2 separate regions of the Homo sapiens genome follow, and region 2 is linked to region 1. The links are chromatin contacts, found by Hi-C or POLR2A ChIA-PET in ENCODE. All regions are on one chromosome and are shown on one strand. The core of a region is the stretch at or near the end of the contact, and the rest is flanking DNA. Distances in the headings are between cores, read along the strand shown.

Evidence for each region. Hi-C counts contacts between places; a loop is a spot of excess contacts on that map. ChIA-PET counts read pairs that join two places held with the same protein, here RNA polymerase II (POLR2A).
Region 2: a map of GM11168 shows a loop between it and region 1 (3-fold over the local background). The contact joins two enhancer-like sites. A Hi-C loop is called at or near these places in 1 of 168 maps with a recorded cell type or tissue (GM11168). POLR2A ChIA-PET finds 5 or more read pairs at or near these places in 3 of 52 experiments (AG04450, PC-9 and activated CD4-positive, alpha-beta T cell).

What each region holds. Positions count from the first base shown.
Region 1 is chr12:12,758,149-12,761,022 of GRCh38, forward strand. It overlaps a transcript of APOLD1 not described here. Among named protein-coding and RNA genes, the nearest start is that of MIR613, 5.1 kb to the right of the region's middle. Within about 2 kb of position 1,348, at least 4 of the 41 ENCODE cell types and tissues checked have a DNase peak (open chromatin) inside an H3K27ac peak, as active enhancers do; they include PC-9, where a contact is called at or near this core.
Region 2 is chr12:13,201,755-13,204,454 of GRCh38, forward strand. All of the region lies in intron 1 of EMP1 (epithelial membrane protein 1), which reads left to right. Among named protein-coding and RNA genes, the nearest start is that of EMP1, 6.4 kb to the left of the region's middle. Within about 2 kb of position 1,444, at least 16 of the 41 ENCODE cell types and tissues checked have a DNase peak (open chromatin) inside an H3K27ac peak, as active enhancers do; they include PC-9, where a contact is called at or near this core.

The sequences.
Region 1 (2,874 bases), core at 98-2,597:
GATGTTCTCCATCTCCTGACCTCGTGATCTGCCCACCTTGGCCTCCCAAAGTGCTGGGATTACAGGTGTGAACCACCACGCCTGAACTAATTCAATTATCTTAAAAACTGGTAAAGTGCCGGGTGCAGTGGCTCATGCCTGTAATCCCAGCACTTTGGGAGCCCGAGGCAGGTGGATCACGAGGTCAGGAGTTCGAGACCAGCCTGGTCAACATGGTGAAACCTTGTCCGTACTAAAAATACAAAAATTACCTGGGCCTGGTGGTGCATGCCTGTAATCCCGGCTATTAAGGAGTCTGAGGCAAGAGAATCGCTTGAACCTGGGAGGCGGAGGTTGCAGTGAGCCAAGATTGCACCACTGCACTCCAGCCTCAGCAACAGAGCAAGACTGTCTCAGAAGCAAAACAAAACAAATCAAAACAAAAACTCGGTAAACAAAGGGACAGAGCCAGCATTTTTCCTGCCTTTCCTATTGAATGAACAGAAACATTCAATTTATCCATCCGTAAATGTGATGCCTTTTCCACTTCAACTAAGCACTTACGTATTGTGGCCTTAACTTTTGCAGTTTGAGATGCAACAGCAAAACTAGCATGATTTCTTTTTCCTTCTTCACAGTGTCACCGATAGAGTCATTCTTAACCACAGATCTTAGCAATCTCGGCATATGATTTCTTTTCTTTCCTTATTGAGAACCTTCACCTTTTCATTTAAAGGGAACACTTTACAGCTTCTCTTTGGCATATATGAATTGCCAGAGTCACTATTCTTGTACTTTGGGGCCATTAGGAAGTAAAATAGGGTGACTTGAATACAAGCACTGTGATATCGTCACAGCCAATCTGATAACCAAGAAGGTTACTAAGTGACTAATGGGCAGGGAGCGCCTACAGTGTGGTTCAGCTGGACAAAAGGAGGACTCACATCCTGTGCGGGAGGGAGCAGGATGGCACGAGATTTCATCACGCTACTCAAATGGCATGCAATTTAAAACTTATGAATTGTTTATTTCTGGAATTGTCCATTTAATATTTTCAGACTGTGGTTGACCGAATGTAACTGAAACAACGAAAAGGGAAACCATAGAGAAAGGGGAGCTGCTATAGTTGTTTTTTTTAAACCATTATGAACACATGGATTTAAATATCTTTGAAGGGTTTCATTCTATCGTAATTATTATCCTTAATGAAGCTCAAGTTGTCCCATCTTGGCCAAAATTGCCTCTTGTGTCCCCTTGGCAGAACTGTAGTTGTCTTTGTTAGCTTCCTTGCTATCTTGTATGACAAGATGCTATAAAGTATATCACTGACTTTTGGTAGGATGTGATATTGACTTAGGAATAGACAAATATGTTGATGGAAATAAGGAATGGGATAATTCATAAGGTTATGCAATAGATATCTGTTTTTGTTGTTGTTGTTGTTGCTGCTGCCGGCATTTATCGCACTTCCTACAAGGACAGTTTCACAAAATTTATTTGAGATATTACTCTTCATTCATTTAGCCTTATTGAAGTGTGTTGAAGGGACTGACCCCGTCTGCAGCTCGGGCTGCCTTGACGTCAGTATATCCAGTTACCCTGTTGGGAGTGACTAGTTTATAAATGGGCATGGCCAGAGCCAACGGGAGATGAGAAGACATTCACTGGGACTTCTAGGAAAGACATTAGGATAATTGGCCTTCCATTTGGAGGAAGATGCTAAATTTCTACTTCTTACCATTGGCAAATATTAATAGAAGTGAAATTAAAACCCTAGAAGAGTCTATGATTATTAGAAGAGGCAGAAAGGCAAAAAGCCATATTGATAGATTGATAATTTGATTACATGATGTCGGAACTATACAACACCATGAAAAAAATTAAGACAAGCAACTGAATAGAAGTAGACATGTTATATACATAACAAAAAACTTGTGTCCAGCTCATGCCTGTCATCCCAGCACTTTTGGAAGCCAAGGCAGGCGGATCACTTGAGCCTAGGAGTTCGAGACCAGCCTGGGCAACATGACGAAACCCCCTCTTTACAAATGATACAAAAATTAACCACCACACCCACAGTCCCAGTTACTCAGGAGGCTGAGATGGGAGGATCACTTGAGCCTGGGAGGCAGAGGCTGCAGTGAGCCATGATCGTGCCACTGTACTCCAGCCTGGGTGACACAGTGAGACCCGGTCTCACAACAAACAAACAAACAAACAAAAACCTTGGCCGGGTGCAGTGGCTCACGCCTGTAATCCCAGCAGTTTGGGAGGCCGAAGTGGGCAGATCACCTGAGGGCAGGAGTTCGAGACCAGCCTGCCCAACATGTCAAAACCCCGTCTTTACTAAAAATACAAAAAATTAGCCGGGCGTGGTTCTGGGCGCCTATAATCCCAGCTACTTGGGAGGCTGAGGCAGGAGAATCACTTGAAACTGGGAGGCAGAGGTTGCAGTGAGCCGAGATAGTGCCATTGCACTCCAGCCTGGGTGACAAAAGCGAAACTCTGTCTCAAAAAAAAAAAAAAAACAACCAACAACCAAACAACCAAACAAACAAAACCCTTATGTCCATACCACAGTAAACCTTCTATATGTGGATAAGAAAAAAGGCAAATCAATAGAAATATGTGCAAAATATATGAATAGATCATTTACATATAAGGATCTGAAAGGGCAACCCCCTTCCCCAACATATGAAAGTTACTCTACCTCTCTAATAGTCAGTAAAGCACATTTTAAAACTTGGTACATAGTAGGATATACCAAAGTTTAACCATTCCCCTACTGGTGGAAAGTTAGATCATTTAAAACTTATTATTACATACAATGCTCATTGAAGATGTGTCTTGCCTCTTTGGAACATATTCGTGCTTTTGAGATGTTAAACCTTATAA
Region 2 (2,700 bases), core at 194-2,693, 440 kb after region 1:
AAGGGTGCCAGCTCAGATGAGGAGGGCAGGCTGAGTCTGTGAAGACATTGACAACAGCAAAGCATTCACCAGGAACAGAATCAGGCTCAGGGAGAAACTGAGCTGGCTCTGGGAAAGAAACTCCACCCTCTTCTTGAGGAGGGAGACCCTGCAGCATGAAGGTGTGGTGTACAGGTGTGGACAGGAGCAAATGAGGAACAGTTTGAGAGGAGGAAGAGGAAGGTGCAACTAGGACAGGAGGGAGGGAGGGAGGGCAAGTGGGATGCTGTTTCCCAGGCCTGTGTGTTGAGGGAGGAGGCAGGCAGAAAGACCTAGAAGCAGGAGAAAAAGCTAAGTGGATAGAGAAAGACAGAAAGGGGGCAAAAGAGCAAGGGAGAAGTGATGAGGATGTTTCCCCTTCCATCCTTCCACTCTTGTTTGGGGACCACCCACCCTCAATGTTTCAAGGCAGTCCTTCGGTCAAAATTCGATTCTTTGTCCCCTGTGAAGAATCTTTTGTCGCATTGGCTACTTCTTGTTTTTTCAGGATGGTTGACACCTCTTTGGTATCATTTTAGTTTCCACTACATGTGCCCACCAGGCTGGAACCTCTTCAATGTTTCTCCTCTTCCAGGTCAGATCAGAGCTGAGAGCAAAACGGGGTTCTTGATCCTTAGACTTCTCATTTCAAAGAATCAAAGACCCTTCCCCAGGACGCTGGAGAAGGGGAGTTGGACAGAGGTTTGCAACCCTGAAACAACTAGTTTGGGGCAAGGCAGTGTGTTCACATTGATCTCAGAGAAAGCTCTGAAGCTGAGACCTGGAGCTTCCCTTTATTGAAAGATAGTCTCCATGTCTGGGTGGGGTGGGGACTCCTGTGCTGAGGGTTAGAAGGTTGCTCGGAGTTTGCAGGGGGATATTGTTCGGGTCTGTTTTGGCCAGGCAGGCTGGCTCTGCTGGGTGGGACTTCTCAGCAAAACGACAGGGAGAAGCAGTGGCCTCGGAAGACCCTGTGTTTTTATAATTGGCACAGTTTTAAGGGGTATATGCTGACTCTCTGATTAACTCAGAGAGGGTAGGAGGAAAAGAGAGAACAGTAGATCTGGTAGAAGTTCTAGAACTTCCACCAAACCCTAAGCCAAGAGACAGGAGAGAAAAAATCATGCCAGGTGGAAGAGCCCTGCCTGGAAGGTGCGAAATGGCTTCAGTTCTGATTCAATTCCATTTCTCCTTTGGGGACGTGCATTTCCTTCTTATCAAGGGGTTGGACTGAATGACCTCAATGCCTCTCAACCTCTAAAGAACGAATTGAAATGAAGCCCTGAGCCCACCTGATGGGTCTGGGGTGTCTCTAGGCGAGGGGCCTCCCCTCCCAGCTTGCCGCCTTCCAGGAGGCTGCAGCTTTGCTGGTTGAAGCATGTTGCCGCCATCTACTGTTGGTCCCACCCAAGCGCCGCTGGGGCCGGGCCACACCTAGGTTTTCTTCCCAAACCCCTAGTTATTATCTTGGCAACCTCTCCCTTGAAGACATTCTGGCTGCCAGAACACTCGTTTGTCAAAAGCAGAAGGCAACTCACGCTTCCGTCCTCGCCCAGGGAACATCGCCTGATCCCTTGACCAGCTGCAGTCTGGGGGAGTAGGCTGGGCCCCAACTTCACAGCCCAGGTCTGGCCTCAGTCTTTGCAGATGTTGCCCAGATCCACCCCTCCCCTGGACACGAAGGAGGACAAGCGGAAATAAGAGAGAGAGGTTATTCTTCTTGGGAGCATTTGCAAAAACAATATTCATGCCACTTGTTTGCCTTTAGCATAATTGTTGGCCCTCAGGCTCTGCCAGAGAAGCATAAAGCCCATTTCCCCGGCCCGAGCCTCTCATTTTACACAGAGGAAGAGACCAACCAACCAGGAACTGTGTGGCCCCCACTCTGTGCCTGGCACAGGCCTTCAGCCCTCATGCTAATCCTGTGAGGTCTACAGGTCACAGTTCAGACATGGTGGAGCCAGGATTGGAGCTGAGAATCCCTGCTCTGTGCTACTTTGAACTCTGTGCCTGTAGGAGCCACTGACCAGAGAGGTTATGTGATTTTTCTAAAGTCAGAAGTTGGTCAGGGGCAGATTTATTATAAGAATCTGGTTCTCCAATAGGTTCTCTCTCTCTCATACAGTGTGCTTGCCCCACTCCCAACCCACACCTTGGCTCCTCACCCCTGACTATGTGAGACTCTGTGCTAGTCTACACAGCACCAGACCAACACGACTTGCTGTATAATAACCCCCATTTATAATAGCCTGCATTTGGAAGATGAAAAAAATAATTGTTTTCCCTGCAGCATGTAGGTCCCTGTTACTTTTGCTGCTTGATTGACGATGTTTCTCCTGGTTGTAAAAACTGCCCTGTATTTTCCAACATCAAGTCCTACCTGAGGTTCCTTCCTTCCACACCAAACATGAGCTATGCAGAGGCCGGAGGAAATGGCCCCTGAGAATCCTTTTTCTCCCCATGTTTCCCACGGAGAAATTAATCCCCTGCTTTCCCACCCCTGCATAAACACAATATTGAGAATGGAAAAGTACACTTGATATAAAACAACAATAACAGTGGCCAGAGAGGCTCATCCAAGGTCTCATCCACTCAGCCTGCCTTTAATCCCAGTCTTTTCCTCCTCCAGACACATCCTCTCCGGCTGCCCCCAGAAGGGAGTGCTTCCTTTTCTGCTTTTGT